Regions from separate parts of the Mus musculus genome. Here region 2 is linked to region 1. The links are chromatin loops, found by intact Hi-C in ENCODE. Cell type or tissue: left cerebral cortex. All regions are shown on one strand. Each heading gives the region's core, and the rest is flanking DNA. Links, peaks and the distances in the headings are about the cores only. Region 1 holds the start of Dip2c (disco interacting protein 2 homolog C). Region 2 overlaps Dip2c (disco interacting protein 2 homolog C).

Region 1 (16,095 bases), core at 7,497-12,496:
CATGACCTAGCATAGGTGTCTAGCACTTGAAGACTAGGGCTCAGAGCCACACCATCACAGTAAGACCCTACCTGTAGCAGACCAACAGCTACAAAAGAATGAGACTCTAGGCTGCACTCTTGGGAGCTGCCTGGCCTCAACCAACTGACTGAAGGCTCCATATGTCACCTGCTCATGTGGTCTTCAGCTGACCAAAACACTCATGCGTCTTCAGTACCCAGGACAGAGCTGACCATGGAAAAGCCATCTCTGCCTCTGTCTCCTCCATGTTGATGTGTAAACACCCCAGTCTGGTAGGAAGAACTTCCAAAAGCAAATTAGAATTCTACTCCCCATTAGTAGGGCGAGGAAGGGAAGACAGCACAACTCTCAGGAGGCTTTGGGAGGCCTCTGGTGCAGATTCAAAAGCAGTCCCCAGATGTACATTAGAAACTAAGACAGACTGCCTCCCCAGACTCTATCAGGATGTCCTTCCCAAACTTTCACCCCAGAGTTTGCTTAAGTGAATACTAACTAAAAGAAGCCACTGAAAGAAAGATTTTCTTTAAAAGTAGATAAATAAATAACCAAACAAACAAACCTGCACTGAGGCAACATGATAGCTATTCTAGTATAAAGTAATTACCCAGGAAAGATCAATCAAGAAACATTTCCTAAAAACCAGGAATGGTCAGCAGTCCAGACTGATTTACAGGAAACCCTGTTTTTTAAAAAAGCTAAAAACACCATCTCAACAGTCACTATTACCTCAAATCGTCTGAATGAACTGCTTAAAAAAAATTAAATAGGCTTAATGGTTAAGAATGTTCTTGCAAAAAATGGGGTTCCATACCCACTTACCCCTAGCAGGCAGTTCACAGTTCCTTGTAATTCCAGTTCCAAGGGATCTGATAGTCTCTGGCCTTCTCCTGCACATGCATGTACTTAGAATACCTAAATAGGTGCTCAAGGATAGATAGATAGATAGATAGATAGATAGATAGATAGATAGATAGCACTTCATGAATCAAAACTGCTGTGGTGGCAAATGCTAGTAATCCCAGAACTCTGGACAGTGAAGCCTGGTCATCCTCATGGTCATCCTCGGCTACGTAGTAAGTTCAACGGCAACTTCATGAGACCATCTCAAGGAAAGCAAAAAGCAAGTGTTTTCTTTTTCAGGAATAAGAGGTTCAAGGAACTCTACCCCAACTAACAACACTGTGGAGAAAAGAATAGGTGGATCTTACCCAGGACCCTGTAAGAGTGGGACCTGGCCTCATCTGATCCCATTCTCACTGCTTTTTTTTGTTGTTGTTGTTTGTTTGTTTGTTTTGATTATGGGAAGGGGTTAGTTATGTAGCTCAGGTTGACCACAAACTCTTCATCCCCTTGCCTCTGACTCCTGAATCCTGGAATGAGGGGTGTGCACTACCATGCCTGGCTTTTCATTTCAGTCCTGAAGGTAGGTTTCACTAACAGCAGCAATAGTTAGCAGAGGAAACTGAAACAGAGAAACTGACTGGCAGAGCCTGGCACTCAGCAGAGCCAAGGAAGAGGCACATTCAGGTATATCCCCAAACACCATAACTGTTCTAGCACAAACTCCTCCACATTAAAATTCAAAAACAACCAGAAGTTTAAGAAACACAGAACATCACCAAAAGTTATATAGATCTTGGTGCTTTAAATATCCACATTCCAATCTTTTCATCCAAATGGCTTTTAAGTAAACTTGGTCTTCTATAGCATTTGATCAACTAAAAGCTTCTCCTTACTCCTCTTCTCTGAGAATATCAGCTTTACAACCACTCTCAATATACGTGATATCTTGACATTATTATGGTTATAAATATTATCATTATTGTTATTGCTACTACTCTGAGATGTCACCCAAACTGGTGTCAAACTATCAGCCCTCCGGAGTAGCTAGGGCTACAGGTATATGGATGGCATCACGTCCAGCTCCTTGATATTTTTTTATGCAAGATTTAATAAACTACATTTTGTTAGCATACTTGTAAGTTCAATACTGAGTCTCCAATATTTTATCTCTATAGTTTTTAGTTTAGCAAGAAAGAAAACTGAGTAAAAGAAATATACAAAATAAATGTTCCTAGTTTTTCTTGGAGTGACAGTCAACAAATGTAGTTCCATTATAAGCCAAGAAAAATCCAGGGACAGATCCACCCTGATCTGAGAGTAAAGACAGGCTGCGTGCAATGAATGATTTAGATAGACCAAACCGAGGAAAGGTTGGGGTGGGTGCACCTTCCAAGTCTCCAAAGTTTTGTTTTACAAACTGCTCATCAGTGGGCTAGCTATTCTCTATATAGTAATACCTAGAGGAGAAGTCAGTGCATGAACACACCACACATCCTCCTCAACAGAAGGTTCAACCTGAGGCTGATATGAATAAAGCAGCTCTGATTCTTCGGCTGTCTCTGAATCACCCCACCAACACGTGAATGGTTAGCAGGAGCTGGGAACACTGTCCTTGAAGACAAAGAGTCATGTTTCCTTCTATTCCATCCCACAATATGATCAGGACCCCAGAAAGAGCAGGACTGACTTTTGACTTTCAGCTCTGATTCTGCAACACTAGTCAACCCAAAGGGAAATACCCATGTGTCATTGCGGCTGGACCTTTTCTCAGGAAAGAGGCCAGGTTGCCACCATCCTCCCAAATTGACAATCATAAAACTAGATACAATTCCCTCCTATTAAAGAGACTAGCTTTAAACCTTGTGAAATGATCAACCAAATACATACATTTATTTTACAGAAGGAAAGGGACAAAACACAAAAAAACTCAACCAAATAAAAACAACAAATGATCAGCTAAACTGAAATACCAGCCTAATGACTAAAAATCAAACAACAAAGTAGCCTAAGGTTGAAACTTGAACAATTAATTGACTGTACATCTCCCATGGCTGCAATGAGGAAAATGCTAAGTTTACATAGAAAAGTTTCAGTTTATAATTTTAGTGTTCCATTACATCTCAAATAAGTAAGGCCACAAATATGTAATGGACTAACCAAAGAATTTGGTCTTTTAAAAAATAAAGATCCGTGGAACACATAAATAAGAATCTCCCTCTCTGGTACTAATAGAGTGGGTTCAGGTCTGTCCCATAGTCTCCAGTCGTTCAGAAGAAAGAATTTTCACAGAAACCATTTCCCAAACTAATAATCAAGTAATGATTTATAAAGTCATCAACCCAGAAGAAAAAATATCTTTTCAGTCCACATCAATGAAAAAAATTCCTCCATACTTAGCAAGATATATTTCCTTCATCCTTCTTTCCTTTCTTCGTTTGATCTAATATCTATTAACCAAAGCATTTCAGAGGGGAAAAAAACTATCTCAATTCATAGTTCATAACACAGCTCATGTTAACACCCAAGATATCCAACAATGAAACAAAATTGCAACCCTTACAAGAGCACACGCTTGCGCACACGTGCGCACACTCACACACACACAAATTACTGTAATTTCAACTCAGTTTTACAATTCAGGATCACAGCATTTCCTTACTTTCTTCCCCTACTGGATGCTGAGGAAGCAAAAGGATATACAGAATATGTATGCTAGGATGACTTTAAATAGTCATTCCTCTGGCATGCTGACTTCTCGATGTGCCACCCGCCCCACACGCACCAGCTGGGATTCCCAATTAGAGTCTCCTCTTTAAGAGCGCTATTTATCATCATCAGGAACAAATGGATGCAATTACTTCTTTTGAGATGTGACAAGATTTTGACCCTCAGCATAAAAGAACAGAGAACACTGACAACAGGGGGTAACCTTTGTATCATACGCGCGCGCGCACACACACACCCCAAAAGAAGGAAAATTAAAGTCAGATATCTTGAAAGTAGAATACAGAAAGGGAAAAAGGAACAGAAAGAAAAAAAAAAAAAAAAAAGAACCAAACAAAAGATATTATCTGTTACTGAAAAACAAAAAAGAAAGAAATGCCCTCCTCTCCAGAATACCTATCAATGTGCACATGTAAGTCAGTAATTTTGCCTATGCAACCAGAAGTTTCCTTTTTAAGGTGCTTTTTTTTTAACATGATAGAAATGATCTTATAATATAACTAGGATTTGAACAGGTGAGTCAGTTGTTATATGTGACATCAAAACTAAGATTATTCAATACATTCCTTTGCAATTCAAAAGAATGCTACAACTCATTCCATAAATCACTGCTTTATTTTTTTAAAAATCAGTTCTAAATAAAGAGGTAACCCATTTGGAAAAGGCTAGGAGGAGGAAGGCAAAATGTGACTCATAACATCCAACAGCATCCATAAGAGTCCCATTTGAAACAAAACAGACACACTGTTAAGCTTTCACCTCATAAAGTCAGATCTAAGGAGTGTGACAGTGGCACTGCAAATATGTTACTAGTACCTGAAACAACCTTACAAATGTGGTGGAGGGGGGGAGAGGAGGGGGTAGAGAGAGAGAGAAAGAGAAGCTGAATTTGACATCTAGAATTATTCATTAAGGAAAGAACATTCAAATCCAATTATTTATTTCCCTGTGAAGAATCTTAAACTGTACACTAAAATCAACATTACATATTTTTTATTCATGTTAAGTGTACAAAATAGTAGGTTTTATATGACACTTTCATACATATGTATCCTTTATACCCCTTTATTCACTATCCATGCTCTACCATGTCCTTTGTATCCCTATCATTGATCTCATTTCTCTCCCTGCAAACAGTCCTCCTAATGATTTTATGTTCATATTTATGTATGTATATGTGGATAGACAGACAGACAGACAGACAGACAGACAGAGATGACTCTGGAAGAAAACATGCTTCTGCACATTTGTTTTCCAGCACAATTGTTTTGCTTTGTTTCCTTACAATGAAAAGAAGATATGCAAAGTTTGGATGGCAATCAAGATACCAAATCTCCCTTCCAGACTCCCAAATGTGGCCACAGCACAGAAGCTGTGCAGAACTGTATCTTACTCATTCTGTAGCAACAGAACACCTAAGCAAGGCTCAGGGACTGAGGAGAAGGGCAAGGGGCAAAACCTAGTCCTTGAATGAAACGTCTGTTGTGTTGTTCATTGTGTTGTTCCCAAACCCTTAGATGGCCACTGCTTTAAGAGTCCACTCTTTTGTGACAGCAGTGGGCTAGTTACATGGGACTGCTTGAGTGCATTAAAAACAAAACAGTATTGATTCTTTGACCAATACAGAATGACCTGACATTCAAGTAGACTTTTCACCATTTTCCTGGAGCACTTTAATATACTGAAAAAAAAAAAAAAAAAAAAAAAAAAGCTAAATCAGACTCTTTGGGAGCATAAGTAATAGCTGGAATAATCTGGTACATTAGTTAATAACGCAAAGCAAAAACTAAGCAACTCCCATTAGAGGAAGTTACAAAGATATTAGGGATGAGACATGCTAACAATTTAAAAGCAATGACGTTTAAGTACAGCATTTTTTTTCTTTTAATTTCCCCTCTGCAAAAGCTAGATACCCCTTGCAGGCTACATTACAAGGCACTGTTCTTGACTTTTGTAAAAATAACCCTAACCAGGCATAGGAGTGTACATCTACAATCCTAGCTAATGGAGACACTAAGACAGAATGGCTAAAAACCATTCAAGAACAACCAGCCAGAGCAATATAGTGAGATGCCATCTCATTTCAATGTATATTACATAGGTTAGGGATGTTAGTCTGTTGGTGAGATATTTGCCTAATAACATGAAGCCCCATGTTTCAATCTTTAGCAACACATAAGCTGAGCATGGTGCTAAATGCATGCGATCTCAGCAACAGGAAGGTTGGAAATTCAAGGTCCTCCTTAATTGCCTAGGAAATTCACATCCAGGGACTCTCACTTTATGAGACCCTGTGTCAAACGAGCTAAAAGGAAAGCATAGGAAGAGGCTTCTGCTCTAGCTCTAACAAGGCCAATGAAGTACAGGCCCAGCCCAGGAACAACTGACCAGCTAACAAAGAAACCTACTGACACAACAGTCAGGAACTAAGCTAGATCATTTTTTTATATCTGATCTTACCCAAAACGGTTGGCAAGCAATGATTTCTTTTCTTTAATAAAGCATCAGTCTGTTTTTATACCATTTTTCTGTTTCCTCCTCTAATTCTTTTGGCATTCCTGTATAAACTTTTTTCCTCAAGCCAGATAATGTTTAATCACATATTAATGAAATTGTGTCTAGATCCTTCAAAGCCAAAAAAAAAAACCAACCAAACAAACAAAAATCCCCAAAACCCAAAATGTATAATTCCAAAAGGCATGAATAGTGGGTTCTGTTGTCATTGTTGTTGTTTGTTACTGTTGTGTTTGCTTGTTGGTTTTAAAGAAGAAAAATTATCTAAGAAAAAGAGTATGAGAAAGGCCCCACCACAGCCCTGCCAGGCATACTGTAGAAGCCAGCTCAGGAATGGCTTTTTCCCCAGCTCATGTCCAGACTCAAGTGTCTAAACAGATCCAAGATCCTGGCCCCACACCAGTGAATATATTCACACATGTAGGCCCAGGGCTGTCTGAATCAATATAAGAAGCTGCACACTACACCTCCTGCAAAAACCTCTTGGGTTTTACTGACAAGACTCTATAATGGCAAACAAAGCCTAGCTTTTCTCAGTGAAGGAAGCACTGGGCAGTGACAGAGGCTAGAGAAAGAGCAAAGGCACAATAAAGCAGGAAGGTTAAAACAAACAAAAAACCTGCAGCCAAGTTACCAATGGACAAATCCTTATCAAACAAACAATAACTTGATCAAATAAAAATAGCATCAGTATATATAACAGCACCCCAGTAGATGGTACAGACCCAAAGTGAACCAATGTATAGAAATCTAGGTAATCTACAACTCATTTAGGCTGGTAGCTGATATAAAAACTTTAATAGTCTGGTCATTTTTTTTTCAATGTATGTCATTAAAATGGAATTTTCTTTTATTCTCCTCTTAGAAAATGAGCCCTGGAAATTCCACAGATTTTCCTGTAACACTTTCTGATATTCTGATAGTTGAATAAATAAAATAACCAACTCTTCTGTTTGTTTCTTTTTTGAGACAGAGTCTCACTATGTAGCTCTGGCTGGCCTGGAACCTGCTACAAAGACCAGGCTGGCCTAGAATTCAGAGAACTGCTTGTCTCCTGAGCACGGGGATTAAAGGCATGTACAGACAAGGAACTTAACTCTTTCCATATAGATTTTGGTGGACAATATACTGGGAAGCAGTACACTGCAATAATTTGACAGTAAAAGTCATCCTAAGTTTTCACTTTGAAACTGGGTATGTTGGGATTTTTTTCTCCCAGTTAGGCAAGGTAAAGAGACCCAGAGATTCTTGATCTTCACCTCCTAGGTTTCTATACTAGAATAGCAGCAATACTAGAAAACAAATTGATTCATCTCTTCCAGGAAAACAATCCCCTTGGTTACAAGACATGGAATTTCAAATGGTTTTTTGTAAATCACAATCAAAACTCAACAATGACAAAGCCACACTTTATAATAAAGTCAAAGGTAGCACAGCTAATACATAGATGGGAGGTGGGGGCTGGGAGAAGAGCAGGTTCCAAGGAGTAGCAGAAGCTGAACACAGTGACAAAAGGCTTTTTTTTTTCTTTTCTTCTTTTCTTTTCTTTTCTTTTCTATTCTATTCTTTTTGTAATTCTTAAAAGTTTAGGTCAGGTCTCAACATAGCTCATATAGAAAAAGAAAATAGAAAAGGACTTCCTGAATACAAATATATGTACACACTTCTCTAAGCCCACCCATTCACCAAGAAACTCATTGAGTCCTCTAAGTTCTATACAGACACAAGGTGCTCACAGGGAGTTAAGCTAAGTACACCTCATCTAAAGTGGTTTTCCATACTTCTCTGGGCAACACTCACTCTTCAAGAGTGATCGATCATGACAGGTGACCGCTGTTACCTAAAAACAAAACAGACAGCTACTCTCAACAAGAGGAGAGCAGGATATGTGGCTCCAGGCATTATGTGAGGCTTTGAGAGTAAATGTGAATTGACTTCCTAGTAGGCAGGGAGATTCAGACCCTGCGGAAAGGGCTCAATGCAGGTTCAGATGGCTTCTCACTTTTCAAGTATGGGTGGGCAGAGACACATCACATTAACATAGTGCAGATAGCAGAGGTGCTTGCTTTGAGTGAGAACATGAATGGGAAGGGGTGCTTTCAATACAGGATGCAGACGATAAAACAGCGCTGGTAAGCTGAAGAAGACAGTCTATCTCAAGTCTAACAAAACACAAATGTTTCTTTATAGTTACTTACTAGAAATACACTGTCCACACTGCATACCTCATCTTCCAGTTTAAATCTAAAGAATTCAGCCCTGCCCTTTCTGCCTGTGGAAGGGTGATGCTCTCTCTTATCTCTAGATGGTCAGAACTGAGGCAGGAAGCACAGTCTGGGACACATTATCTTTTCCTCCATTGGAGCTTCCCAGGGACTGCTTCCAAAACACCTTGGAGAACCCCAAATTCGGGATAAAGAAAATGTCTAATCTATGAGAATCTGATAACAGAAGCAACACTTACAGCCACCTGGTTTACTCTCCACCCTGCAAGTGTTAAAAGGGAAAACGTAAAGTCAACGTCAGCTCCTCCCCATGATGAAAACTGGCACGAATGAATTTACGTTCTGGCTGCTGGCCCTCACAAATCGTTACCAAAAAAAAAAAAAGTTTACCATGCTAAACTGCTCCAAATATTAACTCAAGAGAGACGACAGGCCATTTCCACACCACTAAGCTGTAGTCTTCTCAATGAGTGGGATGACCGCTAAATATTTATTACTAGACACATTTTGGAACTTTAGTGGAGGAAAAAGGAAAAAAGAACCTACAAAACCCAAGCTGAAACTTATGACAGTTGAGCACATGATGTCCACCATGAAGAGCAAAGACGAAAGCGTATATAACACTCCGTGAAATCACAGCAGAGCAGCCGCAAAGTCTCAATGTCTCTATCCGGCACGATGGGAAGGAGGCATCCAACCTGGCCTGAGGGGGGAGGTTTTAGGGCTCTAACTCAACCAGCTCGTCACAAACACGCCGGAACAATAGTACTACTATCTTCCTCCCGCTGACAGGACCGTGTGCCTGCAGCCTCAGGGGGATCCAATCCCGAAGTCCACTGACAAGTTTCGCATTAAAATCAGGCCATTCAGAGGCCGTCCCCAAGCAGGGAGCGTGGAAGCATGTGCTGTGCTGGTGCTGGTGGTGCTGCTGGTGCATGTGGTGGTGGTGATGATGGTGGTGGTGGTGGTGGTGGTGGTGGTGGTGGTACTGCAGCTGCATCAAGGACGCAGCGCCTCTCCATTAGGGAAGAGCGCACATCCCCACCAAGGCCATTTCCCCCGCAGCCCTAAAGGTTGCTCCATCTTGCTTCGTAGCCGGGAGCCCCGGGCCCAGCCGCAGCGCGCAGGGGGCATCGCGGCTGCACCGTGCCAGTTGAGCCTGGAGGGCGGGGGCCGCGGCACGCACACGCGCGCGCGTGCACACACACACATACACACGCACACACACTACACACACACACACACACACACACACACACAAGCACGCGCGCACACAAGCACATGCACACACATGCACCCTCCCCGGGGCCACCACACGGGGCCCGGGCCAGGGTCAGGGCCGGGGCCCCGCCACCCCGAGGCCCGGCGCGCGCCCTCCCCGGAGTGACAGCACGGCCCGGCCCGCGGGGCCCCGAGCGCGCTCCAGAGAAGCGGTGTCCCGGCCCGGCCCGGGCGCGGGGCTAAGGGGGGTTGCTGTTACCTTCCGACAGCTCCAGCTCCAGCTCGGCCAGCCGGGCCCTCACCTCCAACGGGAGAGCCATGCCTTCCAGGCTGCGGTCCGCCATGCTCGCCGCAGACGCCTCCGCCCTGCCGGCCTCCTCTTTGTTCGCCGACGGAGGGCTCCTCAGCGGCCGCCACTCGAACCCGGAGGAGCCGCACTGAGGAGGCGGCGGCGGGCGGGCGGGAGCGGGAGGCCGGGCGGCGGCGGGCAGGCGCGCGGGGATTTTCTCCTTAGCCTCCTCAGCCTCGTCAGTCTCCTCAGCGCCTCCTCAGTCTCCTCAGCGCCTCGTCAGCCTCCTCAGCGTCTCCTCAGCGCCTCCTCAGTGCCTCGTCAGTCTCCTCAGCCTCCTCAGCGCGGCCCCGACCCTGGCGGTGGCCTCGCGCCCGGCTCTCTGCGCGCCTCCCCCAGCCGCGGGCTCCGGCCCCGCTCGGCCGGCACCGGATCACGGGCCCGCCCGCGGTCACGGCCACAGGGCTCTCGAGCTGCTCCGCGGCCGCCCTGCCCCGGCGGGAGCGAGCGCCGCTGCGCGCGCACCGGGCAACAAGAAGGCGCGCGCGGAGGGTGGGAGCGCGCGGACGTGCCACGGCGGCGCGCGCTCAGGGGGGCGGGGCCTCCAGCGAGTACTTCGAGAGCGCGCTCGTGGGACAGTGGTGCATTTGGCCTTAGGAGGGGGTCTTCCCAACCCTGAGGCTTAGTTAGGCTCCTCAAGACTCAAGGAGAAAAATAAAGAAGGCATTCGGAAGCACACCCTAGCCTGCTTGTTAAAACTTCAAATGTTCTGGATCATCGAGGGCTGATTTTTTTAAAATACTTTTAAGAGGAAAAAATAATTAAAAAAAAAAAACAAAACAGCATGAGACATAGATTGAGTCCTAGGTTTGAAGTTTAAAAGCATGGATCTAGAACAGACTACTATATGACCTTGAAACACACAATGTTTTGTCTAGACTTCATTTTTCCCATCCGTGGAAATAAATCAAGGTAGGTTGGGTCTGTCACACACTGTCCAGCCTAAGGAGTCTTCAGCAAGTGTCTTCTCCCTCACATCCTACAATATCATCCCCTGCTTTTCTTCTACCTCTTGTGAATTTTTTTCCCTTTGGTCATCGCCTGTGATGGTATCAATGTCTATTCTGAATGGCTGATACGGAGTCTGACTATTTGGGGGCATTCTCGCATGGCCAGCTGTCTCCAGAGTAATCTCACCTAGCTGCCCCTGAAGCCCCAAACACCACAAAACCAAAGTAAAAACAGCATCTCCTAACATTAAACATCCACCTGCTTCTTAAAGCATTTTATTAACTCTTTGAGAATCTCCTACAATGTATCCCTTAGCTCCTCCCAGAGTCATCCCCACCTCTCTACTATCCCAATTTTATGTCTATTATTATTATTATTATTATTATTCAATAACCTATGGACTCCAATTTGTTCTGCTCAAATATTTCAGGATGGCTGATCTCACAGGAGGCACATCCTTATGGAAAAAAATAATAAAAAACTGACTCTCCCTCCCCGAGAAGCCATCAACTGGCCATAGGGATAGGAGCTCATTAGCCCTTTGCTATGGCATGCTAGAATGTTAACTGCCTTCATCCTGTGCTGGCAACCATAGCTTCTGTGAGTTTGTGAGTCCAGAGGTATTGTCGTGTCCAGAAGACAGTTTTGTTCCCAGTTTTCCTCAACCTCTGACTATTACAATCTTTCTACTCCGTCTTCTGTGATGGTCTCTGAGCTTCGGGTGTGGGGTTATGATACAGACGCCCTATTTGTGACTGAGCACTCTACTGACATCTATTCTCTCCACTTTGATCAGTTGTGAGTTTCTGTGTCAACCACTACACAAAGAAATTCCTCTGATGAGGTCGGAAGTCTGCACTAGTCTGTGGGTAGAGAAATACAAATTTAGAGGGCAGTTTGATGCCTCGTCCCTTTAGCGGAGTAGTAATAGTAGGTTAGGTTCACTCCTACCTATGATCTCCCCAGCCAGATTTGCAGTACCAGGCATATGTTTCCTCCTGTGAGGCAGGTCTGAAATCCAATCAGACAGCAGTTGTGAAAGCATATGACCTTGATCTTCACACATAGTATTAATATCATTCAGGTTATTATTGCAGGGTTCATAGATGGTTAAAACTGTTAAACACACACATCCACAGCCTGCATAGCACCTTCCAGTACCAAGCAAGACAGCCAACAAAGAAGAAACTTACTGATTAGCATTGATGGATTCTGCCATGTCCTATGAATAATGTGTACGGTGCCTTCGGCCTTAGGGTCTTACCCATCACCCACCTGCTTTTATCAGCTACTAGTGTTTTCCTAATTATCTAGGCTAAAGTCACCCTGGCTTCTCTACCTTCCTTTATCTTCACACAACTTTTGCTTCTCAGTCCCCTCAAATGTATCCCACAAAAACACTGATGGTCTGCTTCCTTCCCATGCCTGCAAACACTGTTTCTAGTCCCCATGCTTCTTCCTGCCTGGAATATTCTAAAGACCATTGAGATGGTGTACCCAGCAATGGGACCCTGAAATTGTAGACACTTCTTTCAACAGTGCTTCAGCACATCTTCTTATGGAACGCAAGTGAACTTCTTAGCTTTAAACTAGGGGACCCTCACTAACTGCTCCAACCTTCAGCCTAGTCTTACCTGCCCACCCCCCATAGGTTCTTGAAGAAAGGATGACTAATATTCAGCATCCTTGCTAATTGTACATCAGTCTTCTGAGGCAGGACCTCATGTGTTCAAGGCTGGCCTCCAACTTACTATGTAACCAAAGATGGTATGTACCATGCTGCCTGGTTTATGCAATGCTGGCAACCAATCCCAGGGCTAAACCAACATTCTAAAACCTGAGTACACCCCAGCCCCCAAATGGAACATCCATCTTCTTAATTGTTTTCATCTTGTTTATGTTTATTTTTATGTATAGAAGTCAGCATGTTAGATCTTCAGGATTTGAAGTCACAGACAGTTGTGATCTGCCATGTGAGTACTTGGAATGGAATCCGGGTCTTCCAGAGGTGGAAGAGCAGTTAGTACTCTTACTTGCTGAGCCATCTCATCTTGATTATGAATTCTCTTGTTGGCTCAGAATTTTCCCCGTCAGCTCTCTTCTCCCTTACTATGTTCCTATCACTCTGATTTCATCCAATTTGACCTTCAGTTAGTCTTAATCTTTAGCCTGTGGGTAGACTCCTTGAAGACCAGGAACAAACCTCTGGAAATCTCATTCATTTGACAAGTGTTGCTCTCTTATGAAGATCTGCTTCTCGGTAGAGAACTGTGGGAGAGAAATAAGCCACTAGCAATGATAAACTTGAAAACTGTGAGCTCCAGACTGCCGGTTCTTTTGGTTCTATACCGGGTCCTATACTGTGAGGTATGTCCATTGGTTTGGTGTTTACTTAAGAACATATTAAAATACAGTAGATACTGCTGGCACAATGTTTGGCCCCATTCTTTTCATTATGATCAATCTAGCCACTAATTAAGAAATCTCTAAAGATCTCATTCCACTTTCCATGTTATAGATGAAAAACCTTAAGGAAGTAAAATATAATAAAACCAGGACTGAAACCCTAGTCTCCATTACTGTCCCATAATGCTTTGTCTGGACTTGGTTTTTTTTTTTTTAACCTTACTTTTTATCTTTTGCATATATATTGTTTCCAATTTTGTGTTGTTATGGGTTTTCTATGTGTGTCTGTAAATCTGTATGTGTTTCTCATGCTTTTCCTTTCTTTTCCCCATTTGTTTGTTTGCCTGGTTATTTTGTAAAGAAAGAGAAAGAAGGTGTGGAGTTGAATGGCTGGGGAGGTGGGGAGGATCTGGGAAGAAATGAGGGAGGGGAAACCATGATAAGAATATACTGTATGAAAAAATCTATTTTCCTTGTCTTTGGTCATTCTGTGCCGTCATGTCTGTCCTGAGGCCACTGCTGCTGAGGAGCCTGACCGGCTCTGCCCGTCGGCTCATGATGCCAGCAGCTCAGGTCCACTCAAAGCCACCACAGGAGCAGCTCAAAGTCCTGGATATCAACATTGGTCTCACTTACTGCTTCATGTGTTGTCTTCTGCCTACTGGCTGGATCCGTTATACCTGGAGAGCTACAAGAAGCAGGAGTGAAGAGAGCTGTCTTCCCTCATCCTTTGACTAGACCCCTCTTGCCAGCCCACCTTGATCATATTTCCTGCATTCCTGGCTGGCCTTCCCTGGGACCATGTTATTCAATTCCAGTCACCTCTTCTGCAATCATGACCTCTCGATGTCTCCATGGTGACAACTGGGACCACATGTATTGGCTCTGCTTGGTGGGGTCCCCCTTTGTAACAATAAAGTCTATTTAAACCTTGCTCCAGAAAAAAAAAAAAAAAGAAAAAAGAAAAAATCTATTTTCAATTAAAATAGATGAACACAATAATAAAATCCTAAAGTTATAAGATGAAGTTCAGCAGCTATAGTTGTCTGCACCAAGACAAGGTCAAGAATAAGCCAGCCATCACCCTAGCACGGAAACAGAGGTCTTAATAAGTCCAACCTTTAGCTGAGGAGCTATGGGCTCCTGATGGCTTCAGGGGAAAAGATGGTAAATTTTCTTTGAAGCTGTGGTTTAACCCATACTCCATTGGATAGCCACATGCCAATGAGAATATGGGCAGAACAATTTGGTCTTGATGGGTAACTCAATTTTTAAAAAAGAAAGAAACAAACCACAACAAAACAACAAAGAAAAGAGTTGAGGAATAAGGGAGTAGAGATGGATTTGAGAGGTGTTGGGAACAAATAGTGATAAAAAGAATCTTGTATAAAATTCTCAAAGAATTAATAAAAATGTTTATTAAATGTTTTTTAAAATATCCTCCTCTCTAAAGTAGAAAGTCCTGGGTTCATTTTACATTCCAAACAGAAAGTGATACCAAGTAAATTTAAGACAGGGTGATGTCAAGATAAGGTATATATTCTCCTTTTAGGAACTACACAGGTCAGGCTGGAAAGATGACTCAGTAGGGAAAGGTGTTTGCCATCGAGCCTGACAGTCTGACTCAGATTCTTGAGATTATATGGTGGAAAGAGAGGACTCACTTCCAGCAACACACACAGACACACACACAGACACACACACACACACCACACACACACACACACACACACTCACACACACACACTCACACACTCTCTCACACACACACACACACACACACACCTTTAAGAAATGTATAGGTCATGATTTGTTTGTGAATGTTGATCTCAGAGAAAACTTGTATTTACCATTAAATATGTAGGTTGGATAGCTAGAATTGGAGCTGACAGGTCTTCACTTCAGCAGGTCTTTGACTACAAAGTACAGTGGAGAGGGGGTGTGTGTGCTCTTGGCTCTTAACAATGTTTTCAATAACACGATACCTAACTTTATCAGGAAATTCTACCATTTCCTCAAAGCTATGATGTCAAAAGCCAAACTCATCTTACCAACTGGCTCTCACCCCAGCTTGTTATTTCTGATAATAACATTCCTTTCTCTTACATATCCCTTTCTCATTCCAGAGACCAATAGCCTCTGCCCATGATATTTTTCTCACAAATCTTTTCCTCCCTCTCTGTCCTGTGGATACAGCTCAAACCAGGCCTGGTTTGAGAGGTAGAGAGAAGAGTGGGGGTAGGAATGGGAGGAAAAAGAGAAGGTAGGAGAGACAGAGATTTGCTGCAGATGGCAGAGTAGGGACTGGAGCCCATTCACTGTGGCATTTAGAAAAAGATCTGATGTTCTCTCCTGTACATCTATGTTCAGCTGCAGAATTTTCCATGGTCATGAGGAGCCCCAACTACTTGTGTCTCTGTTTTACTAACATCTTCCTTCATCTTCTCCCATCAGGTCTCCAACCTGTGTCATAGGCACGTGCAAAATTTAATTCAGCGACTCCCAGCACAGTACTATGCATCTATATCTCCAGCTATTGAGAGGCTGAGGCAGGAAGACTCTTTGACTAAAATATCTGCAGCCATCCCAGCATGGGAGCTCACATCTTAAATCCCAGCACTTGGGAGGCAGAGGGAGGCAGCTCTCTGAATTCAAGGCTAGTTTGTTCTACACAGTGAATTCCAGGGGAGTCAAAGCTACATAGTAAGACCTTGTCTCGAAACAAGCAAAGGTTTGAGGCCAATATAACAAAACCCTGTCTTCTAATATTTCTCCCCCAAACAAATGACACTCCTTCCATGAAGCCAAGCCTAATGTCACCTCTGGAATTACACACCTCTT
Region 2 (16,095 bases), core at 3,686-8,685, 170 kb before region 1:
GCAGAGGAAAAATGAAGTAAAAGTAAGCATATTCAAATTCTTACACTAAAATTATACTTTCAAATGGCAGAGGAGAATGTGGGAAATGGGAAGGGAAGGAGTAGGAGGTACTTTGGACCAAAACAAGTGAAATTCTAAAATAATAAAATACAAAACACAGACTCAAAATGACCCAATTTTGAGAATCAATCGTGTCATAAAGCAATTATATTGTGTGCTGCAAAAAAAGAAAAGAAAACATGGTCACCAAACAAGTGTGACTTAATCCCAGCCCTCATGAGGCTGAGACAGGAGAAGCAAATAGAGTTTGAGGATGCCTGCATAAGCCAGTTGAGTTTTTGTTGAACATCATTCTTCCTTAAAAACAGATAGAAGCTAAAACAGAGTTATGGAAAGCATTAGGACACTGGAGCCAAAAAGACTAGAAATATTAAAGACAGCCAACCTCTTTACCTGTAACACAAGAGCTCTTTCCAAGCTAAAATTCCCAACTGGTCGTTAAAGCTCAAATCTTTGAAGGCATTAACTTATTAAATGCTGAAACCCCATGCATATAGAATCCCTTAATGAGGCCAACAGGTGGTTTTGGAACTGTGTAGTGATTGGTTTAAGAGTGTCCTTGCAAATCTGTTTATTTTCTCCTCACACATCTTACCATAGGCTACCAATGGTTTGTTCACACTCTCGTGACAAGACACACGTCAGAAAGAGTTTAATGCCATAGTATTCACAGCAGCTAGCCATGGGATTTAGAATTCAGTGACTATAATCCTGGAACACTGTAGAGGTAGAAGACATGAGGAAAGAGTGCTGAAAGACAGCCTTGTGGTATTTTTGGAAGTCAAACCTATGACTCAGTTTTGATTAAACCTTCTCTCCAGCAAATGGCTTCTGCACAGACAGGAAAGAGAAAGTGTGAAATTCAAACAGGGAAAGTGACTATCTTAAACCATTCCTTTTTCTCGAGTTACCATTGGATTCTGTCCTCTATCTTGAAGTGTTTTCAAAAACACCATTTTCAAACGCACTGGCTAATCCTTCAGTTTTTGCATTCTTTTTCTCAGAAAGAATTGCAAATGCTAAGATAATACCACGTGTCTGGTAGTGATAAAAAGATAAACACCACCACCTCAAAAAGGCCACTTCTAGTAAATCCCTAGCACACAGTACGATGGGTTCACGTTTTCACGAAATAGCTACAAGGAGAGCTAGAAGCGTCTGTCCAGGTTGAAGGTCAAGTCTCATTTTCTACAATCAAGTAGCGAGGGGAGAAAAAGCCCTTTTGGGATGAGACTGACCATATCAGCTGCAAACAGGAAAGCCATGTAAAGGGAGCTGTAGGTTCTGTCTACTCTGGGGAAGATTGCCCTGCTTTAGGAAGACAAAGTCTCTATACTGGCGAGTGCATTTGCTCTTCTTAAAAGACCTTTTAATGATTTTTAGCACTCATTCATTAAATAAGAATTGACACCCTGGCATCAATTTTCAGTCTTAACTAATGCATGCTACACTGTAACCTGGTTGGTAAAGTGCTCTCTTAACATACACAAAGTCCTGATAGGTTTCAATCTCAGCATCATAAACTAGGCACAGTGACACACTCCCATAATACTAGCATTCCACAGGTGAAGGTAGATAGATCAAGAGTTCTGGGCCACCTTGGGCTGCAGGAGACTCCATTTCAAACAAAACACATCAATGCATGCATATTTGCTTCCCAAAAGCAGCTCTCTAATTCACAAAGAAGCTACAAAATAAAGGCATTTAGACTGTCTGGCTGTGAGCACCCCACATCCCTCAGCTTATCAAATGGCTCATGACATCCCAGGAAACAATATCATTCCCACTACAGGCAGGTTTCTTGTTTTGCCTAGCTATAAGAAAGTGAGAGAACACTGGAGATGATGCTGAGCAAAGCTAAGTCACACAAAGGCAGTCGTAAGTCTGCTGCTCTGGATACAACTGTAACGGTCTCCCATGTGATGGGGAAGGTCTACCTCAGGATTGTGCTTACTCTCAATTTTCCTGTTCTTTCTGTTTCTAGTCTGTATTTCTAGAGATAGAAAATGTTTCCTGAACTTTCATCATTAATTAAGGGCTATGACTCTAGATTTTCTTACAGCAACCCAACATAGGAGCCAACGGAAAGACAATGACTTGGGGCTCTTGAAGCTGAAATCATCAGGCCTTCCTCTTCTCTCAAATCCAAAGTCAATATAGCCACCCTGCTGTGACTCATGGTTTATTTGTTTTGTTTCATTTTTTATTTTGGGGGAAAGAGGACAACCTCTAACAAAACAATCTTACAAACTTTAATATTATCCAGAAAGGACTAAACTTTGTAAGATTTCGTAGTCATTAATACTATCAAAATACTACATCAATATGAAGACTTTGAAATGTATATTATAAAAACTTCTAATTATACATGCAAAACCTGCATCTCTGAGATACAGTGATTGTTAGTGAGTTGTACGGTCTCTGAATGTCCTTTTGTACTGAACTCTTATAGCATTTCTTATCAAGTAGAATAGAAAGCCACAGATTAATTACATTAACTATTTAATTGTTGTATTTTATCATTTTAATAATGATTTCACCTGTACTTAAAAATAACCTTTTTTAAACTTCACAATTCTAAATAGTATTTATTAAGAATTTGTTATTCCATTGAGTACAGTGACACACACCTGTACTCCTAGTTAGGCAGGATGATCATGAATTCACAGCCTGGGTTACATAGCAAGCTCAAAGCTAGGGTAAGATAGGTTGCATAAAAAGGAAAAAAAGTATCAAAAACACACCTAACCATCCCATCAAAAAATAAAATAAAATAAAATTACTATCGATCAGGCGTTCTATTTTCAAGTCCTTCTAGCCAGCAGTTCGATATAGCCTGTTCTTCCTCTCCATTCCCTAATAAAAACATCCAAATAAAAGTTTGCTGATGATAAATCATTTTTTAAATCCTTTTTTAAAATAATCTCTCAGTCAGGCATGGTGGCGCACGACTTTAATCCCAGCACTCGGGAGGCAGAGGCAGGTGGATTTCTGAGTTCGAGGCCAGCCTGGTCTACAAAGTGAGTTCCAGGCCAGCCAGGGCTACACAGAGAAACCCTGTCTCAAAAAACAAAACAAAACAAAACAAAACAAAACAAAACACACCACCACCAACAACAACAACAAAATAACCTCTCAAATACCCAAGCTGACCTTGAACTTCTGATTCCCTTTACTACACTTCCCATGTCCTGGAATTATCCAACCATATTGGCTTCATGTGGTGATTGTGACAACATCCAAGGCTGAGTTGATGCTGAACAAATTTACTCTACCAGCTGAGCTACATTCCAACCGCTAAAACTAATTCTTACAAAAATTACATTTACACTGGAAGAGCTGGTTTTTTTTAGTGAAATAACACTTGAAAATCAGTTTTTGAAATTGGTTTGTGGAATGAGGCAGATCTGTGATTTACAAAACCAAATGATTTCAAGCTAATTACACTCTAAAATAAAGTATAAAACCCTATATACTAAGCACTACAACAAATATGTTAAAGAAGTACAAAACAATAAAAAATAAAATAAAAAACTAAGATGTCAAGAGCCCTTCTCATGGGAGCCTTGTCTGCTGGTTTTAACACTGTCTCTCCAGGACTAGCATTTAGCAAAAACCAAGAATTAATGTCTATACAACTACTACTACTGTAATCCAGAATGTTGACAAAGTAAGGTAAGAAGCAAATACCACCACGCTGTAATTGTATTAACAGTTACAAACCTATTGTGCCTTTTGAAATCAGTAATGTGTGTGAAAACACAAAACCCATTCTCCATTTGAGTTAGTAACCAACACTTTTGTCCTGAAGAAGGCAAATTCCACCTGGGATTTAACAATAGCATGGTGGGTTTCCTGTGTCTTCCCCTTTACAGAGTGAAGGCTTTGACTGAGGTAGAAGACAAGCATTGGTAACTCCTGGCTTCTGAGAAAAGAAAAAAAAAAAAATGTTCTAGAGATGGTGGTGTTGGCTGCACAATAACAAGGCATAGCTAGTGCCACCAAACTGTATACCTCAAATGGTTATTTACACTTTATCACAAAAAAAAAAAATTATAAAGTAAGCTACTAACAGGCACTACCCTATCTTCAATTTCTTGGAGCCTAAAAGATATACTTGCTTTCAAATATATTTACTTTCATGATGAAAGATAAACACCACTACAGTTTGTAAGATACAGGGAAAAAAAAGTCTTTTAGGTGTTAATGGACTTAATAAACTGTATGAATAGTGCCTGGATCTAGGTCACAGTATTTGTGTTTGGTGAGTCTGGAAACTCCTTAGCAGCTCACATGAGCGCTACCGGCACTCAGGCTTGCTTCATGCAGGACATATTCAGCTCCTCCCTGACACTGGTCTAAGATATAAAGGGCCTTATTAAATCCAGGAGCACTTGCGGTACTCTTACACCTTGCCAACACTCTTTTTGGAATCTCTATTCTTCAGGGTCTTCTCACCAGGTTGATCTGTTGCCTCTATCAGCACATAAGGACCAAGTGCGTAACAAGGTTGCATTTAGACCCTGGCCCTCTCTGCTGCCTCTCTACAGGATCAACACTGTGTCCAAGCCAGATACTGCTGAGACTATCCAGAGCCATAGCTGGCCTGTGTTCAAATTCCACAGCTGCCACCTCTAATCAATGTGACAAGAGGCAAAGGACTTCATCTCCTGTACTACATTATCAAGTGATTGAATTGAGGCACATTTCTAGAATTCTAAGAAAACTCAGGGCCTAGAGTATATTCCTCCACAGATACCTGACCTATCTCTCCTCATGCAGATATGCAATGTGAAGAAACTAAGCTATTTCCTCAAGTTTTATACTTTAAACCTCCCAAAATATACAACTTCTAAGAGACAAGCATTTCAGGGATCATGAATTAACTATTCCCAAATTAAAAAAGAAAAGAAAAGAAAAGAAAAGAAAAGAAAAGAAAAGAAAAGAAAAAGATGATTGTAATTCCATAATTAGGCAAATAGCACCAAGGACTAACTGGGGTAAGGGTGCTGTTACTCTGACCTTAGCAAAGGGACTCCATGATTGAGTGTCTGTGTGTACATGGGAGCTGGTGCACGTAGAACTCAGTGGTCAAACTCAGGCATTGTTCCTCAGTTGCTGTTCACCTCGTCTCTTGAAATAGCCTCTCTCATTGGCCTGAAACTTACTGATTAACTAGCCAGAGTGGTCAATGACCCCTAAGGATCCACCTGTTTCCGCCTTCACAGCACAGACTGTAAGTGCATATACCACCACACACCTGTTTGTCTTTGTTCCTCAGTTTTGAGGATTGAACTCGGGCATCATGCTTTCATGGCAAGCACTTCACTATCTCCCTAACTTTTATGCTGACCACATAAAAAAGCATCTTTGTTCCATAAAATTAGAGCCCTGAACAACTAGCCTTAGCCAACAGAGATATTTTTGTCAAGCAAAGGACAAAAGATATGAGCTATTTTTATCATGCCTGATAAACACCAAGTGATAATGTTGATGGCTATGCTAACACAGAGTTAGCAGGAAAGTGAACTGGCTGTGTAGATCCACCTGTGACATTGTGGACACAATCGGACTTCCAAAAGAGTTTGCTCCCATTAATCAGTTATAAATAAATCTCTCTCCGTTCCAAGATTCTGTGGAGCCATGTTTCCTGCCTCCTGCCCATACAGTGGCTTCCTTAGGGTCTGTTCTATGTGAATAACTGGACAGGTTCTAGTACTTATTTCCATGGAGGGAATATACAATATACACACCACACAGATAAATAAGTAGCTTTGTGAGAAGCCTGAAGAAAAGCACCAAGTGACAAAATGTGCTACACTAAGGTTGCCATGGAGATGAGGCAAATGCAACAGGACAGCACTTCATACTACAATACACAAAGACCATCTGGGTAGGAGAAATTTGATTTTGTAGGACACTCAGCTCACATTTCGGTCAGTTTTTCCCACACAGTTTTATGAACTGTGACTGTGTGATATTGTCTAATATGCTCAAACACATGTTAGATTAGATTTGTAGAATTTAAGATTCTACAAAGCAGTAGGAATGTGACATAGCTCAGTGGGGCAGCACCTCACCTACCATGTGTGAGGTATTAGGTTTAATCCACAGCACTGAGAGGCAGTCAGAAAAAAATTCTTAAAAATTGGGCATAGCCTAGAAGGAACCTACTATTGCACTAAATGGTTATGTCACCAAACTTCTTTCTAAATATTTCTGTTTATTCACATAGATTTGTGCTGCTCTTAACCTTTGTTAAAGAAACTTCTTGCAGTGAGGAGTGTTCATGCAGACTTATAACAAGTCAAAGTCCTGAGAATAAATGACTGAATATCAACATTTATACTAACTCCACCCTCAAGGCTCAAGAAACATCTTGGGAGAAGGAGCAGAAAGACTAAGAGCCACAGGTGAGAGGAAACCTGCACTTTCTCTTTGGGAGTCTGGGTTACCTCATTCAATATAATCTTTTCTACTTCTATCCATTTACCTGCAAACTTCCTTCTTTACAACTGAATAATATTCTATTATGTATATGTACTACATTTTCATTATGCATTCACCTGTTGAAGGACATTTAGTTTGCTTCTATTTCCTGGCTATTATAAATAGGGCTGAACAAATGTCTGAAACAGGATGCCAAGTCTCTTAGAGAATATGGCAAGGAGTGGTATAGCCAGGTAGGGTAATGCATTTTAGGTTTCTTTTGCTTGCTTGTTTGTTTTTTTGAGGATTCTCCATGGTCTCTCTCATCTGTGATTCCTAACTCCAAATCCTAAGATTTGAGCATACAACAAAAAGTATCCAAAGAAACCATGAAATTATAAAGAGAATAGAAGAGGGTTTGGGGAGTCTGGAGAAAAGGAGTGAGACAGGTGATGAGAAACAGGGAAATGGAATGACAGGGACAGGGTTCCAACTGGGCAAGAAGGAGGGCGGTCAATAATGCTCAGGAAACATCTTGGAAAGTATTCAAAAATGTGGGCCAGAATACCAGGAAGTCTCTCCTAGAAATGGCTGCATAAACAAGATCAAAACCAAAGCAGTATCAATGGGCACATTAATATGAAAGAGGAAAACTTCTGGGTGTCCCAACTCTAGATAAGTAACTAAAGGCAGCTAATGATAGCTGGGAGAAGAACCGGCCTTTCCCATGGATGAGTCCCATTACTGATTGTCCAAAGCAGAGTGATCAGCCCCAACAAAATCGGACTCAGTGGGTTGTACTTATATGTGGGTGTACTTATATGTACACATGAATACATACATATATACACACACATACATATGTATACATATAAACACACATATATATATACATATACATACACACATACACACATACACACATACACACGCACACACACACACACACATATATAGCAATTATCAAAGAAAAAGAGGTTATCTACTTGAGAGAGGGGAGCATAGCCTGGCAGGGTCTGAATGAAGGTCATAGGAAGGAACTAGAGGAATGAGGGGATAAAACTGACATAGCTCCATTACAATTAAAAACACATTAATAATCAATTTTAGCTGGACAGTGGTAGTGCACACTTTTAATCCCAACACTCAGGAGGCAGAGATAGGTGGGTCTCTTGTGAATTCAAGGTCAACCTCGTCTATAAAGAAAAGCCAGGGCTACATAGAGAAAGCACATTTCAAAGAAAAAAGAAAAAGATTAAAGGATTGTTAGCTGAGTGGTGGTGGTCCATGACTCCCAGCACTCAGGAGGCAGAAGCAGGTGAATCTTTTTGAGTTCAAGGTCAGGCTGATCTACAGAGTGAGTTCCAAAACAGCCAGGGCTACACAGAGAAACTCGGGCTTGAAAAACTGAAAAGAAAACACAAGTCCTTAAGTGCCACAGAACAGGGAGGAGCACTGTAAAATGCCATCTTCTGGATAGGACATGGTCATTGCACGCCAGGATTCATAGTAGCTGTGGCTGCCAGCAAAAACATGCAGAACATCAAGCCTATTAAAATTCCAACCCAGGGGGCGGGGGATGTTCACAGGGCTCCAGCCCTAGCTGAGGAGCTACTATGAGTTGATGGCGCTGGGAGGCAGAAGGGTTCTCTTTCCTTTGCAAGTATGGCCACTGAAAGGCTGCCCACACCTTTCATACAGGTTTCAGATGTGACTTGGGGAGAGGGAGAAGTTGAGAGGGGAAATATGGTGGTCATTAGTTGGGGAGATGAGTTCAGGTAGAAAGGAGTAGATCTGACCAAAATACATTGTATATGTGTATGAAATGCTCCCAGAACAAGAAGTATTAAGAAAAGTGAACAAAAGATTTTGAGTAGTATTTAAAGATATAGAGATGCCTAACATACACACACACAAAGGTGGTCTGTAATTTATCATCTCAGAATGCATATCAAAACCACAAAATGTCACTTCACCTTTCAACTGTTTTTAGCCATAAGAGTTGCTTATATAACCCAAATATGAGGCCTGTATCATATACATAATTTCCAAATAGTGTCTTATATTCTTTTAAGATAAAAGTGTTTATTTTTGTAATTTGTCTGTTTAATCGATTTTTCTTTTGGTTTTTTATTGTCTATTAGATGTTACATTTAAGAAAATGTGTTTTCATATGCACTGGCTAATTTTATATCAACCTGAGTCACACTAGAGTCACTAGAGAGGAAAGAACATCAACTGAGAGAATGCCTCAGTAAGATCAGATTGTAGGCTCTAGGACATTGTCTTAGTGACTGATGTGTAAGGGCCAAGCCCATTGTGGACACAGCCCCCCTCCTCACCCTGGGCACACGATCATGGGTTCTAGAAGAAAGCAGGCTGAGTAAGCCTTGGGGAGCATGACAATAATAAGCAGCACCCCTTCATAGCCTCTGTATCCGTTCCTGCTTCCAGGTTCCTGCCCAATTTAATAGTGAACAGTGACACAGATGTTTAAGATAAATACACTCTTTCCTTCCCAGGTTGCTTTGGTCATACTGTTTCATTACAGCAATACTAACCCTAAGATATCATGTTAGAGTGTTTGAAGCTCAGCCTCCCACCCTAATCTCCAGATTCCCTGGGATTGGAGTTGTTGTTAATCACCATGTGGGTGCTAGAAACTGAACCCAGGTACTCTGCAAAAGCAACAAATACCCTTAATCACTGAGCCAATGCTTCAGCCCTCCTTTGATCCATTTTGAGCTATAGGGTATAGAGCAGAAATCTCTTCTTGTCTACTGGCTATTTAGAGGTGTTAATAGCTGACCTGTCCCTTTTCCACCCAATAGTCTTGGTGCATTTTTTTCATGTCTGTGGTATGCATGCACGCATGCAACTGTGTGAGCATAAGTGTGGCAGTAAGAAACCAACATCCAGTTTCTTCCTTAACCCTCACTTGGACCCAGGGCCTAGGCTAGACAGCTTAATCCAGGATTCCTGTCTCCATCTCCCACAAGCAGATTACAGGGAAGCTGCTATGGCAGTCTGGCACTTACTTGGGTATTTAAGATCCAAACTATGGTGTTCAAACTTGCATAATAATTACTCTACCTGCTGTGCCATCCCTTCAGGTCTCAATAGTCTTAGTATTTCTGTCCCCAATAGTCAACCACACTGAAAGAAAGAAAGAAAGAAAGAAAGAAAGAAAGAAAGAAAGAAAGAAAGAAAGAAAGAAAGAAAGGAAGGAAGGGAGAGAGAGAGAGAGAGAGAGAGAGAGAGAGAGAGAGAGAGAGAGAGAGAGAGAGAGAAAGAGAAAAAAAACAATAACAACAAAACAAAACATCACATGAGCTAATTTCTAGACTTTCAATTACAGCCCATGTAGGTTCCTATAGAAGCACTATACAGTTTGAATTGCCAAAGCTTGGAATTTAATTTTTAGATGATTAAAATGAGAGACTTACGCATTTGTTATCCTCTTTCAAGACTGAGAAGCTATTTTCTTGCATTTTTTACAGGAAATTGAAAAAACAATGTGTGCTATAAAATATTAACCTGGCCTGAGAAAGGTTAAGTGTGACACTCTCTTCAGCCTTTTAAGAAGCTAATTGCTGAGTCTTTAGAGTGCTCTGGCTGATGGATATGTCTCTAGGCTATACCACATGATTCATGATAGTTGTGTGGTTACTGTATGAGCCTCAAGCCATGCAGAATGATCTTTATCTACTAAAAGGAATAGAAATAAAGGATGTCCACATGGGTAGCCAACTTGTGAACATAAATAGTCCCAGTAAAAACTGAGGATCTCAAGGCTCACGTGAGTTTGTTTAACAGTAGTTCATGTGTGCTAATATATACAATTGCTAGAAGGAGTATTGTCCCACAGGCAAGACAGCAGAAGTTATACCTGGTACTCTCCCACCCCAGCTCCTGTCTCCCCTTGATGTTTTAATACCCATTCATTGAAATCAATTACAAACAGGATTTAAACAACTTTGCTAGTCTGCATTCAAGTAAATTACTGAATCTGAGGGTGGTCTTAGAGAACTCTAACTTGAAAAATCGTTTAAAGCAGAGATCATTTGCCAGGTAGTAAAGATCTTTTACTCCCATGGTATCTGAAAGCTCCAATTAGGCTAATGGCTGATTTCTGTGGGCTGCTGTCTTAAAATACAACTACACGCAAGTGAACCTTCACTATTGAGCATCATTAGAGGGTTCCAAGCCATATCTAATAGAAATTTTCCAGTAAGTGGCCTTAATCAGATTAGCATTACTCAAGGTTTATTCAAAGTATACAATATCCTGGTCTGTCAAAAAGGAGAAATGTAATATTTCCAACCACCTTCCCAGCAACAACTCTGATGGTGGACTAGAAAGGGTGGACATCTCAGCACTGGTTTACAAAAGTGGTTTTCTACTTAGGGGATCTATGGAACCCTATGTATTCTTACAAAATTACTGAATGTCAGAAAAAGTCATTCTGTGAGTTACACCTATAAAACATGTACCACAGTAGAAAATTATATTTTGTTCACTTTAAAATAATAAATTCTGAAGACATCAAGATAACTCAGCAGGCCAAAGTACTTACAACATGAACCCAGTGACTTGATTTCAATCTCTGGGACAGATGTAACAGTGGACAAAGAAAACCAACTGTATTAAGTTGTCCTCTAGCCTCCATATGTATACCACAGCATGCATGCACAATTTTGTTTACAATAACAAACATATTTAGGGACAGAAATACTAAGACTATTGAGACCTGAAAGTTGGCAGCACGTAGTGTAATTATTATACAAGTTTAAACACCATAGTTTGGATTGTAAATACCCATTCCTACAATAACAAATCACTTTTGAAAATGACAGTATTGTTTTCTAAAGTAAAGGATGAGTATGCCAATGTTTTCTTTGAACTTTCTTACTGTTGGGAGCCGCCCCCACATTCGCCGTTACAAGATGGCGCTGACATCCTGTGTTCTAAGTGGTAAACAAATAATCTGCGCATGTGCCAAGGGTATCTTATGACTACTTGTGCTCTGCCTTCCCCGTGACGTCAACTCGGCCGATGGGCTGCAGCCAATCAGGGAGTGACACGTCCGAGGCGAAGGAGAATGCTCCTTAAGAGGGACGGGGTTTCGTTTTTTCGCTCTCTTGCTTCTTGCTCTCTTGCTTCTTACACGCTTGCTCCTGAAGATGTAAGAAATAAAGCTTTGCCGCAGAAGATTCTGGTCTGTGGTGTTCTTCCTGGCCGGTCGTGAGAACGCGTCTAATAACAATTGGTGCCGAATTCCGGGACGAGAAAAAAACTCGGGACTGGCGCAGGAGGGATACTTCATTTCAGAACCAGAACTGCGGATCACGTTTATAAAGGTTCCCGTAACACAGACTGTTGAGAAGGATTCAACTGCCGAATTCAGAACTCATCAGCTGGGGAACGACGGTGATAAAGGTTCCCGTAACACAGACTGTTGAGAAGGATTCAACTGCCGAATTCAGAACTCATCAGCTGGGGAACGACGGTGATAAAGGTTCCCGTAAAGCAGACTGTTAAGAAGGATTCAACTGTATGAATTCAGAACTTTTCAGCTGGGGAACGAGAGTACCAGTGAGTACAGCTTTACGAGGTAAGCCCGATCTTGAACTTTCTAACGAAATTCAAGACAGTCTATCAGAAGTAAAGTGGAATATGTTTGGCCTTGAATTTTTTCTGGTGTTAGGAGCCCTTTTGTTCCTTTTCACATGTTATCAAGTGATTAAGATAGGGCTGAAAATTCTAGAGGAAATTCAGGACAAGCTATCAGAAGTAAAGCGGGGAGAGAGAGTAGGAACAAAGAGGAAATATGGTACACAAAATAAGTATACAGGCCTTTCCAAGGGTCTTGAACCCGAGGAAAAGTTAAGGTTAGGTAGGAATACCTGGAGAGAGATTAGAAGAAAAAGAGGAAAAAGGGAAAAGAAGAAAGATCAATTAGCGGAGGTCTCTAGGAGATACTCGTCACTAGATGAGCTCAGGGAGCCAGCTCTTAGTAGCTCTGAAGCAGGTGAAGAATCCTCCTCTGAGGAAACAGACTGGGAGGAAGAAGCAGCCCATTACCAGCCAGCTAATTGGTCAAGAAAAAAGCCAAAAGCGGCTGGCGAAGGCCAGTTTGCTGATTGGCCTCAGGGCAGTCGGCTTCAAGGTCCGCCCTATGCGGAGTCCCCGCCCTGCGTAGTGCGTCAGCAATGCGCAGAGAGGCAGTGCGCAGAGAGGCAGTGCGCAGACTCATTCATTCCCAGAGAGGAACAAAGGAAAATACAACAGGCATTTCCGGTCTTTGAAGGAGCCGAGGGTGGGCGTGTCCACGCTCCGGTAGAATACTTACAAATTAAGGAAATTGCCGAGTCGGTTCGTAAATACGGAACCAATGCTAATTTTACCTTGGTGCAGTTAGACAGGCTCGCTGGCATGGCACTAACTCCTGCCGACTGGCAAACGGTTGTAAAAGCCGCTCTCCCTAGTATGGGCAAATATATGGAATGGAGAGCGCTTTGGCATGAAGCTGCACAAGCGCAGGCCCGAGCAAACGCAGCTGCTTTGACTCCAGAGCAGAGAGATTGGACTTTTGACTTGTTAACGGGTCAGGGAGCTTATTCTGCTGATCAGACAAACTACCATTGGGGAGCTTATGCCCAGATTTCTTCCACGGCTATTAGGGCCTGGAAGGCGCTCTCTCGAGCAGGTGAAACCACTGGGCAGTTAACAAAGATAATCCAGGGACCTCAGGAATCCTTCTCAGATTTTGTGGCCAGAATGACAGAGGCAGCAGAGCGTATTTTTGGAGAGTCAGAGCAAGCTGCGCCTCTCATAGAACAGCTAATCTACGAGCAAGCCACAAAGGAGTGCCGAGCGGCCATAGCCCCAAGAAAGAACAAAGGCTTACAAGACTGGCTCAGGGTCTGTCGGGAGCTTGGGGGACCTCTCACCAATGCAGGCTTAGCGGCCGCCATCCTCCAATCTCAGAACCGCTCCATGAGCGGAAATGATCAGAGGACATGTTTTAATTGCGGAAAGCCTGGGCATTTTAAGAAAGATTGCAGAGCTCCAGATAAACAGGGAGGGACTCTCACTCTTTGCTCTAAGTGTGGCAAGGGTTATCATAGAGCTGACCAGTGTCGCTCTGTGAGGGATATAAAGGGCAGAGTCCTTCCCCCACCTGATAGTCAATCAACTGATGTGCCAAAAAACGGGTCATCGGGCCCTCGGTCCCAGGGCCCTCAAAGATATGGGAACCGGTTTGTCAGGACCCAGGAAGCAGTCAGAGAGGCGACCCAGGAAGACCCACAAGGGTGGACCTGCGTGCCGCCTCCGACTTCCTACTAATGCCTCAAATGAGTATTCAGCCGGTGCCGGTGGAGCCTATACCATCCTTGCCCCCGGGAACCATGGGCCTTATTCTCGGCCGAGGTTCACTCACCTTGCAGGGCTTAGTAGTCCACCCTGGAGTTATGGATTGTCAACATTCCCCTGAAATACAGGTCCTGTGCTCAAGCCCTAAGGGCGTTTTTTCTATTAGTAAAGGAGATAGGATAGCTCAGCTGCTGCTCCTCCCTGATAATACCAGGGAGAAATCTGCAGGACCTGAGATAAAGAAAATGGGCTCCTCAGGAAATGATTCTGCCTATTTGGTTGTATCTTTAAATGATAGACCTAAGCTCCGCCTTAAGATTAATGGAAAAGAGTTTGAAGGCATCCTTGATACCGGAGCAGATAAAAGTATAATCTCTACACATTGGTGGCCCAAAGCATGGCCCACCACAGAGTCATCTCATTCATTACAGGGCCTAGGATATCAATCATGTCCCACTATAAGCTCCATTGCCTTGACGTGGGAATCCTCTGAAGGGCAGCAAGGGAAATTCATACCTTATGTGCTCCCACTCCCGGTTAACCTCTGGGGAAGGGATATTATGCAGCATTTGGGCCTTATTTTGTCCAATGAAAACGCCCCATCAGGAGGGTATTCAGCTAAAGCAAAAAATATCATGGCAAAGATGGGTTATAAAGAAGGAAAAGGGTTAGGACATCAAGAACAGGGAAGGATAGAGCCCATCTCACCTAATGGAAACCAAGACAGACAGGGTCTGGGTTTTCCTTAGCGGCCATTGGGGCAGCACGACCCATACCATGGAAAACAGGGGACCCAGTGTGGGTTCCTCAATGGCACCTATCCTCTGAAAAACTAGAAGCTGTGATTCAACTGGTAGAGGAACAATTAAAATTAGGCCATATTGAACCCTCTACCTCACCTTGGAATACTCCAATTTTTGTAATTAAGAAAAAGTCAGGAAAGTGGAGACTGCTCCATGACCTCAGAGCCATTAATGAGCAAATGAACTTATTTGGCCCAGTACAGAGGGGTCTCCCTGTACTTTCCGCCTTACCACGTGGCTGGAATTTAATTATTATAGATATTAAAGATTGTTTCTTTTCTATACCTTTGTGTCCAAGGGATAGGCCCAGATTTGCCTTTACCATCCCCTCTATTAATCACATGGAACCTGATAAGAGGTATCAATGGAAGGTCTTACCACAGGGAATGTCCAATAGTCCTACAATGTGCCAACTTTATGTGCAAGAAGCTCTTTTGCCAGTGAGGGAACAATTCCCCTCTTTAATTTTGCTCCTTTACATGGATGACATCCTCCTGTGCCATAAAGACCTTACCATGCTACAAAAGGCATATCCTTTTCTACTTAAAACTTTAAGTCAGTGGGGTTTACAGATAGCCACAGAAAAGGTCCAAATTTCTGATACAGGACAATTCTTGGGCTCTGTGGTGTCCCCAGATAAGATTGTGCCCCAAAAGGTAGAGATAAGAAGAGATCACCTCCATACCTTAAATGATTTTCAAAAGCTGTTGGGAGATATTAATTGGCTTAGACCTTTTTTAAAGATTCCTTCCGCTGAGTTAAGGCCTTTGTTTAGTATTTTAGAAGGAGATCCTCATATCTCCTCCCCTAGGACTCTTACTCTAGCTGCTAACCAGGCCTTACAAAAAGTGGAAAAGGCCTTACAGAATGCACAATTACAACGTATTGAGGATTCGCAACCTTTCAGTTTGTGTGTCTTTAAGACAGCACAATTGCCAACTGCAGTTTTGTGGCAGAATGGGCCATTGTTGTGGATCCATCCAAACGTATCCCCAGCTAAAATAATAGATTGGTATCCTGATGCAATTGCACAGCTTGCCCTTAAAGGCCTAAAAGCAGCAATCACCCACTTTGGGCAAAGTCCATATCTTTTAATTGTACCTTATACCGCTGCACAGGTTCAAACCTTGGCAGCCGCATCTAATGATTGGGCAGTTTTAGTTACCTCCTTTTCAGGAAAAATAGATAACCATTATCCAAAACATCCAATCTTACAGTTTGCCCAAAATCAATCTGTTGTGTTTCCACAAGTAACAGTAAGAAACCCACTTAAAAATGGGATTGTGGTATATACTGATGGATCAAAAACTGGCATAGGTGCCTATGTGGCTAATGGTAAAGTGGTATCCAAACAATATAATGAAAATTCACCGCAAGTGGTAGAATGTTTAGTGGTCTTAGAAGTTTTAAAAACCTTTTTAGAACC

The links. A loop is a pair of places that touch in the nucleus more often than their neighbours do. Peaks named below come from ENCODE experiments on the same cell type or tissue, not always from the same donor. Only the 100,000 strongest peaks of a DNase experiment are listed, where the experiment ranks them.
Region 2: it touches region 1 in a loop (2.1-fold over the local background); 4 of 42 quality-filtered maps call a loop at or near these places.

The regions. Positions count from the first base shown.
Region 1 is chr13:9,270,779-9,286,873 of GRCm38, reverse strand. Dip2c (disco interacting protein 2 homolog C) reads right to left here and starts at 10,349. Exons shown (of 37, transcript NM_001081426.2): 1 at 9,808-10,349. The coding sequence starts at 9,892. It also overlaps the pseudogene Gm46391. In left cerebral cortex, for the core only: a CTCF peak has its summit at 10,174; DNase peaks (open chromatin) are centred at 9,537, 10,160, 10,341, 10,923 and 3 more places; H3K4me3 peaks cover 2,877 bases; H3K27ac peaks cover 1,383 bases.
Region 2 is chr13:9,435,201-9,451,295 of GRCm38, reverse strand. All of the region lies in intron 1 of Dip2c (disco interacting protein 2 homolog C), which reads right to left. Among named protein-coding and RNA genes, the nearest start is that of Dip2c, 170 kb to the right of the region's middle. In left cerebral cortex, for the core only: no CTCF peak of the experiment used is centred there; a DNase peak (open chromatin) is centred at 5,915.